Regions from separate parts of the Homo sapiens genome. Here all the other regions are linked to region 3. Evidence: chromatin contacts called from ENCODE Hi-C or POLR2A ChIA-PET data. All regions are on one chromosome and are shown on one strand. Each heading gives the region's core, a stretch centred on a gene start or an enhancer-like site at or near the end of the contact. The rest is flanking DNA. Distances are from core to core; before and after follow the strand shown. Region 1 holds the start of NEK6 (NIMA related kinase 6). Region 2 has its middle 60 kb from the start of NEK6. Region 3 holds the start of PSMB7 (proteasome 20S subunit beta 7).

The links. Hi-C counts contacts between places; a loop is a spot of excess contacts on that map. ChIA-PET counts read pairs that join two places held with the same protein, here RNA polymerase II (POLR2A). Pooled maps may share reads with other maps.
Region 1: a map of endothelial cell of umbilical vein shows a loop between it and region 3 (3-fold over the local background). The contact joins the promoter of NEK6 here to the promoter of PSMB7 in region 3. A Hi-C loop is called at or near these places in 2 of 168 maps with a recorded cell type or tissue (CD4-positive, alpha-beta memory T cell and endothelial cell of umbilical vein) and 12 of 50 pooled maps. POLR2A ChIA-PET finds 5 or more read pairs at or near these places in 1 of 52 experiments (WTC11).
Region 2: a loop to region 3 is called in a map with no recorded cell type, with 8 times the contacts of the local background. The contact joins the enhancer-like site here to the promoter of PSMB7 in region 3. A Hi-C loop is called at or near these places in 2 of 37 single-sample maps with no recorded cell type and 9 of 50 pooled maps. POLR2A ChIA-PET finds 5 or more read pairs at or near these places in 1 of 52 experiments (activated T-cell).

Annotation. Positions count from the first base shown.
Region 1 is chr9:124,255,766-124,259,549 of GRCh38, forward strand. NEK6 (NIMA related kinase 6) reads left to right here and starts at 2,184. Exons shown (of 10, transcript NM_014397.6): 1 at 2,184-2,320. LOC613206 (a long non-coding RNA gene) reads right to left here. Exons shown (of 2, transcript NR_149024.1): 2 at 3,445-3,729. RefSeq lists silencers at 2,204-2,333, 2,394-2,763 and an enhancer at 2,801-3,746.
Region 2 is chr9:124,195,794-124,199,809 of GRCh38, forward strand. No RefSeq gene overlaps it. Among named protein-coding and RNA genes, the nearest start is that of NEK6, 60 kb to the right of the region's middle. Within about 2 kb of position 1,743, at least 9 of the 41 ENCODE cell types and tissues checked have a DNase peak (open chromatin) inside an H3K27ac peak, as active enhancers do.
Region 3 is chr9:124,413,119-124,417,010 of GRCh38, forward strand. PSMB7 (proteasome 20S subunit beta 7) reads right to left here and starts at 2,324. Exons shown (of 8, transcript NM_002799.4): 1 at 2,246-2,324; 2 at 1,724-1,817; 3 at 790-887. The coding sequence starts at 2,307. RefSeq lists an enhancer at 2,231-2,280.

The DNA of each region.
Region 1 (3,784 bases), core at 934-3,433, 160 kb before region 3:
TCTCCACCAAACTTCTTTTTTTTTTTTTTTTGGAGACAGAGTCTCGCTCTGTCACTGAGGCTGGAGTGTAGTGGCGCGATCTCGGCTCACTGCAAACTTCGCCTCCCGGGTTCACGCCATTCTCCTGCCTCAGCCTCCCAAGTAGCTGGGACTACAGGCGCCTGCCACCATGCCCGGCTATTTTTTTGTATTTTTAGTAGAGACAGGGTTTCACCGTGTTATCCAGGATGGTCTCGATCTCCTGACCTTGTGATCCGCCTGCGTCGGCCTCCCAAAGTGCTGGGATTACAGGCGTGAGCCACCGCGCCCGGCCCAAACTTCTTATCCTTGAAATGGCAGATATTCAGTGTCTTCCTCCCACCCCATCCCTCCCCCTTGACTGAAGCCCCAAGAAAGGGCCATATTTTGTTCACTCCTTTATCCCAGTGCCTAGAAAAGTACCTGGCCCATGGAAGGTGCTCATAGATGTGTCGGGTGAACCAATGACTGAACTAATGTTTGCTGCATGAATATGGCCAGTATCACAAATCCTCTAGTAACACTGCAATACGCTGTCTCAGAACTTCGATTTCTTTCTATTATTTGTTGCAGTGTTTATTTCTTCTATTTAACTTTTCAATCTGTCTGACATTTATTGTGGTGTATATCATGGGAGGCAAGGCTGTAAACAGATCTCCAGCTAAACGGCTAAACAATTTGCAGAACAATCCATTTCCTCCCCATTGGTTTGTGATGTCTGCATTTTCATCCACAAGAGCTGGGACCAGGCCCGCTCCTGTGGGCCAGCTGCTGCCTCGTCTGCCCTCTTGTTCCAGAAGCCCAGGGCTATGCTGTTCCTGAGGCAGGGCTGCCTAGTGATTGGCCACACAGGCACTGGAATTAGACAATCTGCCGTGCACTTTCCAGCTCAACCACTTACCATCTGGGTGACTTTGAACAAAAGAATTTGCTTTTTATTGTTGTTGTCCAGGTTGGAGTGCAGTGGTGCGATCATAGCTCACTGCAGCTGCTAACTCCTATGCTCAAGAGACCCTCCCGCCTCAGCGTCCCGAGTAGCTGGGACTGCAGGCAGGCACTACCACACCCAGCTAATTCTTACATTTTTCTGTAGACATGGGGTTTTGCTATATTGCCCAGGCTGGCCTCAAACTCCCAGCCTCAAGGCATCCTCCCACCTCAGCCTCCCATAGTACTGGGATTACAGGTGTGAGCCACCGCACCCAGCCTGAAATTTCATTTCTAAGCCTCAAAGCCCATCTGTAAAATGGGCACAAGGGTAACGTTGGCACACGTGGTGGACGCTCCGTTGGTGTCATTATTACAGATCACGGCCAGTTGAAGCACTTCCACTCATTTGGCAAACAGAAGCCAGACGGGCATTCACCCTGTGCCCAGTACAGTGCTGCGCCCAAGCAGGCAGTCAGTGTCCCTGGCTCCAGCCCTCCTGGGGTGCAGCACAGTTTTGAATGTGGAGGGGAGGCAGCAGGGGTGGAAACAGCCCAGCCAGGAGCGGCCGCTCTCGGTGCGGGGAGGAGGTGAAGTGAGAACTGAGCTGCTTGGGTCTCAGGGAGGCTCTGACTTCTAGAGGGGGCGTTCAACATTCTTTAGTGGGGACTTTTACTACTTCCAGAAACCTCTGCACATTGGCTCTTGCTGGTCCCCCGGGGGCCACAGGAAGTGGGAGCTCCAGATGAAGAGTCGCTGGCACTTTGAGGGCAGGGGGCAGGGCCTTCCCCTCATCGGAATACTCTTGGAGCCTACTTCAGTGCCTGCATTCAGCTGGTGCACAATAAGTGCTTGTTACTGTGCCAATTTCAGTATGACTAGGGCTGTGGTAGGAGCAATGCTAGGCGATGGGGAATCCGAAGACGCACAGGAGTCCAAGGGTTGGCTGACTGCAGACCCTCATCATAAGTCTAGAGCCGGAGAAGATGGGGAGACGCCGGCCTGCGCCCTGTGAGTCTGGGCCTCAGTCTTCCCATCTCTGAAATGGGGAAGGGGTTCCTCGGCCGAGCGGATCGGCCGCAGAACTCGGCGGAGTCGAGGGGTCCAGGCCCAGGAAGGACGCCGCCGGGGCGCCCCCCGCCCCTCAAGCTTGCGTGGCGGCAGCGCGCACGAGCGCTGGGGGCGGCGCGGCCCCGCGGCGGGGAGGGGCGGGCGCGCGGGCGCGCGGGCCCGCGCAGGCGGTGGCGGCGGCGGCGGAACCGAGCTGACGGGCGTGCGGCCGCTGCGCCGCAAACTCGTGTGGGACGCACCGCTCCAGCCGCCCGCGGGCCAGCGCACCGGTCCCCCAGCGGCAGCCGAGCCCGCCCGCGCGCCGGTGAGTCGCCTGGGGCTGGGGCCGGGCCGGTGGGGCCCCGCGGCCCGGAGAAGGGCGGGGGCCGGGCGGCGGGGCCGTCACCCCCAGCCGGGCCGAGGGCGGGCGCGCGCCCACGGCTCCGCGGGGGAGAGCGGGAGGCGGGCGCGAGTGTGGCCGCGCGGGGCTGAGCGTGTCGGCGGCCGGGCGGGCGGGGGCGGCGTGTCCGCGTGTCCCGGGGTGTGCGCGTCCCCGGCGGGTGTGCGTGTGCACCCCGGAGCGTCTGGTGGCGTTGTTGGGGTGAGTGCGTGCGGGGACGCGGGCATGGCTCCCCGCTACCCACTTCCCGAGTGGGGACGACGGGCGGAGGAGTGTGCCGGGCGCCGCAGGGAGTACGTGCGGGTCTCAGGGAGTGTGTGTGTGCACGTGTGTGCATTCCAAAGTGATTTGTGTGCAAGCACATGCGTGAGCCTAGAAGGGCGAAAGTATGCCTGTGTGGGTGTGAGTATAACGAGTGTGCAGGGCCGTGCGAGCGTGTTTATTACTGAGGTTGAGGGGCCGGCCCCCTTTGCGCCCACCAGGCCTTTGCACAGTGATGGCCCCCGAGCCAGGGAGCCCGTGGAGAGAGAAGCGGCCTGGCATGGGCTGGGGGTCGGGGCTGGGCCTGATCCGGTGAACCAGGGGCCAGGAGGGCAGACTCAGAGCCTGGCTGGGCCTGACAGAGGCAAAGGTCTTAGAGCCAGGCTGCGGCAGGGCCACTGGCAGGACCCTCTCTGCATACACAGGCTGGGCGAGCGGAGGCTGTGGTGGGCCCCTCGGCCGGGCACCCGAGGACGTGTGTTTTCCTAAATATCCTCCAGGCTCTCCTGTCTTTGTTCTTGTCTCTCTCCAGCCAGGCCTGGGGGGCTGACCCTAGACTTGCCTGTGTATGTGGGGGCCTCTCTGCCTGCCCTGCTAAGTAGACGGATCTTTTGATTTATTTATACCTCTCCTAGGCTCCAAGTGTGAATCCCAGGACAGTAACAAATTGATCACAGCGGGCTTGGGACACCAGCTTCCGAGGTCTGTCCTTGCAGTTTTGACTGACAGGCTTTTGTGTGTGTGCGTGCTCTCTAACTGTTGAAAATCTTTGCAGCTGAAAGTCTTAATTGCTTTAAGGCAAACTTTAGAAATTCCAGAGCTCCCTAGTTGGTCTGACTTTTCCAAATTCAGCTTGCCTTTTTTGGGGGAAAATGTCGCCTTAGTTTGGTGTACAGTACGTGCAGGCAGGTCTTGGAGGCACGTTTAAAAACCCTGTCGTTAATGGAAGAAGAATTTCATTGAAAGGGACGCAGAGCCGTCTGGAAGCGCCTGCCCCGGACTCAGCGAGTTTGGACTCAGCGAGTTTGAGCTTACCGAATGAACTTTGGACGTCTTCTTTTAGCAAACAAAACCTGGAAGGAAGCAAAAAAGACCCACATTCTTTTTCTTTTTTCTCCTGAAAATGAA
Region 2 (4,016 bases), core at 493-2,992, 220 kb before region 3:
CTAAGCCAGACAAAGATACCACACAAAAAAATGAAGCTACAGGCCAATCTCTATAATGAACATCGATGTAAAAATCCTAATAAAATATAAGCAAGCCAAAATCAAGAACACACAAAAAAGACTACATGTCATAACCAAGTAGGGTCTATTTCTGACAGGCAAGACTGGTTTAATGTGCACAAATCAATCAATGTGGTACGTTACATTAACAGAATGAAAGATAAAAACCACACAATCATCTCAGTTGAAACAGAAAAAGCACTTGACCAAGTTCAGCATCCTTTCTGGATAAAAACTCTTAACAGTTTTGGCATAGAAAGAAAGTTTCTTGACATAATAGAGGCCATTTATGAAAAAACCACAGCTAACACCATAATTAATGGGGAACAATCAAAAACTTTCCTACTGAAATCTAGAACAAGGCAAGGATGCCCACTCTCTCCACTTCTATTCAACATGGTACTGGAAGTATGAGCAAGAGCAATCAGACAAGAAAAAGAAATAAAAGTCATCTAAATCAGAAAGGAAGAAGTAAAATGATCTCTATTTGCAGATGACATGATTCTATATACAGAAAATCCCAAAGATTCCACACAAAAAAACCCTGTTATATCTAATAAATAAATTCAGCGAAGTCATAGGATGCAAAATCAACACACAAAAGTCAATAGCAGATCTACACAAAAACAACAGCCTAGGTGAAAAACAAATCAAGAAAGCAATCTTATCTACAAAGGCATTAAAAAAATACTGAGGAATAAATTTAACCAAGGAGGTGTAATATTTGTATACTGAAAACTAGAAAACATTGATAAAGAAATTGAAGATCTAAATTAGTGGAAAGCTATTTCATGCTCATGGATGAGAAGAATTAATATTATTAATATCTGTACTCCCAAAACAATGTACAGATTGAATGCAATGAGGTCAGGGGGTTTAATTGCAAGTAAAAAAAATAAAAGAAAGAAAGCTTCTTCAAAACAGCCCAAGAAGAGAAGGGAATTTATTAAAACAGGAGGGTCCCAGAGATCCAAGGCTGGACATGGAGCAGCTTCAGGAAGGCAGGAGTAGGGACCCAGAAAGTTGTCAGGAGATCTGGAGGTAGTGTCTTAGGCTCCTTGTGACTATCTCTCTCTTTATCTCAGTCTTCCTTCTTATTTTCCTTCCTTTCTCTCTCCCTCTCCCGCTCCCCGCCTTGTCTCAGTATCTCTCCTGCATGACTGCCTCTTTCTATCTTGTCTCTGCCTGTCTCTGTCTCTCCCTCCCATAACTGCATTTCAACCTTTCCATGATTGAGTCTTCTCTCTGCCATTCTATGAGCAAGTGGCCAAACACAGCCAGTCCAGCCCAGCTTTATGCCTCCTTTCAAATAACCAGCCAGGAAGGCAACCCAGTATCCCTGATTCTCAAAGCCAAAGTCACAGGAGAAAGAAGCTGATTGGCTCAGCTCAAATCAGCCTGCACCTCTGGTCTAATCAGCTGTCGCTAGGGGAGCAGAGAGGTACAAATATGGCCCCTGAGGTTCCACCTAGGGGAGAGGAGGATACAAGAGAAGGGAGCTGGAGGGCTGGCCAGGAGCACAGATGCCCACCACACCTGCCTGCCCAGTTGGACCCTCTCAGAGACGGGTTTTGACCTGAATTGAGCTTTGGTCCTCTTGGCCCCTTGGCCACGGTCACGTAGACTGCTAGCTGAGCTCCATTCCCTTCATATCTGCACATGGTACTTCCCGTCTCTGAGTCTCTGCTTCCTCATTTGTGAAATGATAGTAACAGCCCCTCCCAGTGGGGTGGTTGCAAGACGACATGAAGTTGTGTGGGCAGAGGACCCAAGGCCTTGCTGGCCACAGTGACTATGACACATCTGAATTCCCTAAAGTCCTACAGTTCCCGTGGTCCTCGCCTACCTGCCCCACTCCTCCCTTCTTCCCCTACCTCCACCATCTTCCCCCACTGCCAGTACGGCCCCAGGATGCTTGTGGTTACAACCAGTGAGATCTACTGCCCTCTACCACCACCCACATATCGCTAATTTGAGAAACGCACACCAGGGTGTCTGGGTTTAGCTGTTGAAACCACACATTCTGACCATCTTCTCAGTCCACTGAGCCTCCGTGGTCAGCCTGGCTGAGCTCTTTGTGGACCAGACATTGTTCTGCGGTCCCCACTCTAAAATCAGGTGGGGGCAGCATTAAGGAAGCCTTGGTGCCTATAGGATATCAGACACCCCAGATGCCTCAGGGATCTCCTTGAATGCTGCGCTACACACTATGGACAGATGCAACTGTTGATGTCATTTCTTTTTTTTTTTTTTTTTTAATTTGAGACGGTGTCTCGCTGTGTCGCCCAGGCTGGAGTGCAGTGGCGTGATCTCGGCTCACTACAACCTCCACCTCCCAGGTTCAAGTGATTCTCCTGCCTCAGTCTCTCAAGTAGCTGGGACTACAGGCATGCACCACCACACCTGGCTAATTTTTGTGTTTTTGGTAGACGGGGTTTCACCATGTTGGCAAGGCTGGTCTCAAACTCCCGACCTCAAGTCACCTGCCCACCTCAGCCTCCCAAATTGCTGGGATTACAGGAATGAGACACCACACCTGGCCCGTTTCTTCTTATTTTTGTTATTTTCTTATTTATTAAGCCAGCGTTCCCCGCTGCCTACTCTCTTCTTACTGGAGGCTGACCACTGGGGACTTCTGTATCTATGGAAGATGTGGGTGTTGAACTTGGGAACCTCAGGCCATGACATAAGGCTGAACAGGCCTCACCATGTCCTTTGGGTGCAAGAAGATCACGTGGAGAGGCACATCCAGCACCCAGCCCCAAGGCCCACCTCCTTGTCCCAGAACCCTAGTCTACCACAAATCTCCCACCTTCTGCCCCAACAAGAGAGTTCGGGTTGTTCCCAAATGGAGTCTTCCATGGACCTATGAATCTGACCAGGGCACCTCAGCTGGGCTGGCCTCTGAGCATGTTTTTTGCTTTTTGTTTTCTTTTTGAGACAGAGTCTTGCTCTGTTGCCCAGGCTGGAGTGCAGTGGCATGATCTCGGCTCACTGCAACCACTGCCTCCCAGGTTCAAGCGTTTCTCCCAGGTCAGCCTCCAAGTAACTGGGATTACACTTGCCCACCACCACACCCAGCTAATTTTTGTATTTTTAGTAGAGCTGGGGTTTCACCACGTTGGCCAGGCTGGTCTTGAACTCCTGGTGACCCACCTGCCTTGGCCTCCCAAAGTACTGGGATTACAGGCATGAGCCACCGCACCCAGGCCCTGGCCCCTGAGCCTTTGCTGCACCAGCCTCTGTTCCACACAGACCTTTCCTGTGCCTTGACCCAGCGCCAGACCCTTCCTGACAGCTCCAGCCCCTAAGACCTGGGCAGCTCCTGGGTCTGTGATGGAAAGCTTTATGCTCACTCAGGAGGTCTCTACCTGGAGGTGCTTAAGCCCCAATGCAGAAGTTGATGAAGCTGCTTTCTAAGTTCAAAAACCTAGAGCTAGCTTTTCCCTTGGGTGCAGCACACACCTCGGCAGGAGGATGGGGTTGGGGGTTCAAGTCCCAGCCACCACCTCAAGTCTGGAACTCTCCTTTTTGTTCAGGCCCTATTGCTTACTCCAGAATCCATATTTTCTCATGGTACATTTCCCCTAGGAGGCCCTGCAGCCACCCACGCCACCCCACGACCCAGCTTCCATCTCGGCTACAAATAGAAAAACTCTAACTCGACTGGTAGACACTCCTGTCTCACAGAGGGGAAAACTGAAGGCCAGCAGGGCTGTTCCTGGGTCAGTTATGTCCATGGCTGTATGATAGGTTGGGGTACTGGTCCATAAATATTCACAGGCCTCCACCTGCCCTGGGTGAGTATACATCCTGAATGGTGTGCTGGGCTTGGTCATGTGACTCTCATCAGCAATTGGAATGTGAGTCAAGTTCTTATTTTTTTTTTTTTTTTTTTTTTTGCTTTTTTGAGAAAGGGACTTTGTCTGTTGCCCTGGCTGGTGTGCAGTGGGACA
Region 3 (3,892 bases), core at 1,074-3,573:
CAGCCAGGGCAACATAGTGTGACCGCATCTCTCCCAAAAAAAAAAAAAAAAAAAAAAGAACGAAAAAAATGTTTAAAAAAAGGAAAAGGTTATATATGAGCTGGAATAAAAACACTCTACAAGCAGAGAAGGCAGAGTTTCTAAATAGAATCTCACATAAGCAACGGTAGAATAGCTTGGAGATGAGGGAAATAGGGACAGTTCAGACGTAACTGGAGCACAGGGTGATGGCAACTGAAAAAGACGCTTGAAGGGTAGGCTTTCTATGAGACTGTGCAAGGCCACAGAATTTTGATTTTTATCCTAAAAGCCATGTGGAAATGTGACAAGTCTCTTGAAAAGCTTTTTAAGAAAGGGATGCCATCAGATCTATGTTTTACAAAATCCAGTATGGCAGAAGAGTGAACAATAGGATGCCTAAGAGAGGCCAATTAAATGGTAACTGCAATAGTCCAGCTAAGAAAAAAGAACCTCTATGGTTCAAGTTAATGTTTGAAAAAAAGAAAAAGAAAAAAGAACCCAAACTAGAGCCTTAGCAAAGGAAAGGATAGGAGGGAATGGATTCAAGAGGCACAGAGAGGGCAAAACTGGCCACCAATTCAATTGGAGACTGAAGCAAAGAGAGGACTTGAAGTTACTGGCTTAGGTAACAGGTGGCTGGAAATGCCATTTAAGGGAGACAGAAAATACAGGTTGAAAAACAGGTTTTAGTAAGGAGCACAGGAAGGTCAATTTTTAGCCCTGACATGTTTGAAAATATAAGAGTTATTCAAACGAATCAATACTTACTAAATATTAGGAGATATGAAGTGTATTTTTGAACAGTTCTTGTCAGCAACAACCATCCCTTCAGTTGCTCTTGTATCTGCTCCAAGAACTATGCCATCCTATTAAAAAAAAAAGTTTTTAAACAATTTTACAAATATAAGCCAACCGCAACTCTCTATTCTACTTTAGGGAATACTATGTTGGCCATACCACATGCTCCCCTAATCTCAAAACGCCAGCCAAAACTCATAGCAAAAATATTGTGCTACACTTTCAGGATTTAAGAAAAGGTTTCTTAGTAAATGCTACTAATTGAATCCTGAGTAGGTAAGAATTATTCCCATTTTCAAGTGAGGCTCAGGTGTCGGGTAAATTCCTTGTAAATCAGAGCTAATCTGGAAAAAACCTGGATTAAGACTCAGGAATCTTTCCATTAAATTAGCCATCACTATCAATTTCCTTTTAAAACATGTTGCTTTTCTTTAAAACATGTTGCACAGGTAATCATTATCCCTTTTGACGTTTCCAACAATTTAAGGCAGGAGTTATCTCCATTTGATGCATCTGAAGGTGTCCCTGTGAGAAGGAAAGTGAGCTGCCAGAAGTTGGAATCAGCACTATAGAGTTCAAAGGTGAGACAGACCTGTCTGACCCCAAATCTCGTGATCTCCCATCACATACTTCAGCTTCCTAAACTAGTAATTAAGAAGCTAACTGACCTGTTTAAAAAAAAAAAAAAGAAAGAAAGAAAAAACCTCAGCAAAGTGAGGAAAGAACATAAACTGTTAAGAAGCACACAAAACCTGACAAAAGCAGTCGCTCCTGAAAGACGGTCTCCTGATGTATTCTATAGCATTTGCCTTTCCAGACCGAGCCGGGAGAGACACCGGAAGCCAAGTGTTCTGATTCCTGTTGCCGGTTCAGTCACTGCTGCTCTTAGCCTAACCCGGCTTACCTTATAGACCACCCCAGCGATGGTCGTGCCAGTTTTCCGGACCTTTGGAAGCTTGTATCCCCTCTTTGCAAAATCGGCTTCCAAGACGGCATTCCTAAGAGCAAATGAGAGAATCAAGTGTTGAAGGGCAGGACCACATCGCACAGCACTGGCATGAAAAGTGCCTAACAGAGAACTCAGGAAAGCTGCTACTTGTTTTCACGCCCATCTGTTTAATGAATCCTCCCACCATCAGCACTGTTCTCCCGTTTTCCAACGAAGACAGTCTTACAAAGGGGCCGTGACGTGCCTTAGGAGACGGAGATAAACGGTGGCCGAGTGCGCTGGGAAGGTGGGAGAGCAGACCCGGCTTCAGGAGAAACCCACGCCCAGGCCCTGATTCCCCTGAGTCACACTAGCCGCGGGCCACAGGCCCCGCCATGAATTCTTCCCTCAGAATTCTCGTATCACACCTTGGCCCAGCTCCCACCCGAGCACCGCACTCTTCTCCCTCCCTGAACCAAGCCCCAAGCAAGGCGGCACCTGCGGCAGTTATCAAAAGAGAAGCCTCCAACTGGTGGAGCATACACCGACACAGCCGCCATCTTCCCAAGAAAGCAGTTCCGGGTCGGAGGCGGGTGCAAACAAAAAGAGCCGAGCACTTCCGGCGTCGCTGGCAACGGGGGCTGAAGGGGCGGGGCAAACGCCGCACTAGAACGATTGATCTTAGAGATTCTGGTTCCTAGAGAGGCCAGAGATGTTTGAAGTATATCGCCCCAAGTGGCACGGAGGAGAAAGTGACACCCGGAACCGGGAAAGGACTTGTCCAAGGTGAACGCACCAGCGACCAGGTCTCCTGCCGCTCAGACTGGACTTGTTTCTACCGTTAATTTGGTTCTGCGGTGCTTCAGAGACAGACAGACCCAAGTCCCAGGCACAGCCCCACCACCCCCTTGCGTTAAGCAAGTCTCTTCAACTCTCTGAATCTGTTTCCTCCGCTATCAGATGGAGATTACAACCTAGCTCAAAAGGCTGCTGTAGAATGGCCATTAAGTCTGTGAAAAGAGGCTCAACATGATTAGTCATAGGGTGAATGCAAAGCACGACCACAGTGAGATCCCACTTCGCACCCGCTAGGATGGCCATAAACAAAAAGACAGAAAAGCGCAAGGGTTGCGAGAGTGTGGAGAAATTGGAACCCGAATACACGGCTGGTGAGAATGCAAAACGGTGCGGCTGCTCCGGAAAACAATTTGGCAGTTCCCCAAAAAGTATTATCCTCTTAGATACGCACCCGAGAGGGTTGAAGACATGTATTCACAAAAACTTCTACAAAGGTGAGGTAGAAGGCAGGCCTCCATTCAGAGATGGGGCTGAGATACCTGACCAAATTGAGGACTAGCTAAAACAGGGCCTGGACGGAAGCTGTCTTCCCTAAGACTCGCTCACCAGCCAGCCAAGTCAGTTTACCGTTGCCATGGCAACACTCGTGAGTTACCGCCCCTTTCCATGGCAGTGGCACCATAAACCAAAAGTTACTACCCCTTCCCTAGAAATGCCTGCATAAACCACCCCTTAATCTGCATGTAATTAAAAGTGTGTATAAATATGACAGCAAAACTGCCCTGACACTCTGCCTAAGAGGGTAACCCTGCTCTGCAGGAGCAGTCATGGAGCTGTAACGCCGCCACTTCAATAAAGCCGTTTTCTTCTGCCTCTAACTTGCCCTTGAATTCTTTCTTGGGCAAAGCCAAGAACCCTTGTGGGCTCAGCCGCACTTTGGGGCTTACCTGCCCTGCGTCAAAAGGGGTCTCATTGGCTGGGCGCGGTGTCTCACGCCTGTAATCCCAGCACTTTGGGAGGCCGAGGTGGGCGGATCATGAGGTCAGGAGATTGAGACCATCCTGGCTAACACGGTGAAACTCCGTCTTTACTAAAAATACAAAAACTTAGCCAGACGTGGTGGTGGGCACCTGTAGTCCCAGCTAGTCAGGAGGCCGAGGCAGGAGAATAGCTCGAACCAGGGAGGCAGAAGTTGCAGTGAGCTGAGATCACGCCACTGCACTCCAGCCTGGGCAACAGAGCAGAGACTCCGTCTCAAAAAAAAAAGCGAGGGGGGGGTCTCATTATTCACAATAGCCAAATAATGGAAACAAATGTCCATCCACTGATGAATGGATAAACAAAATA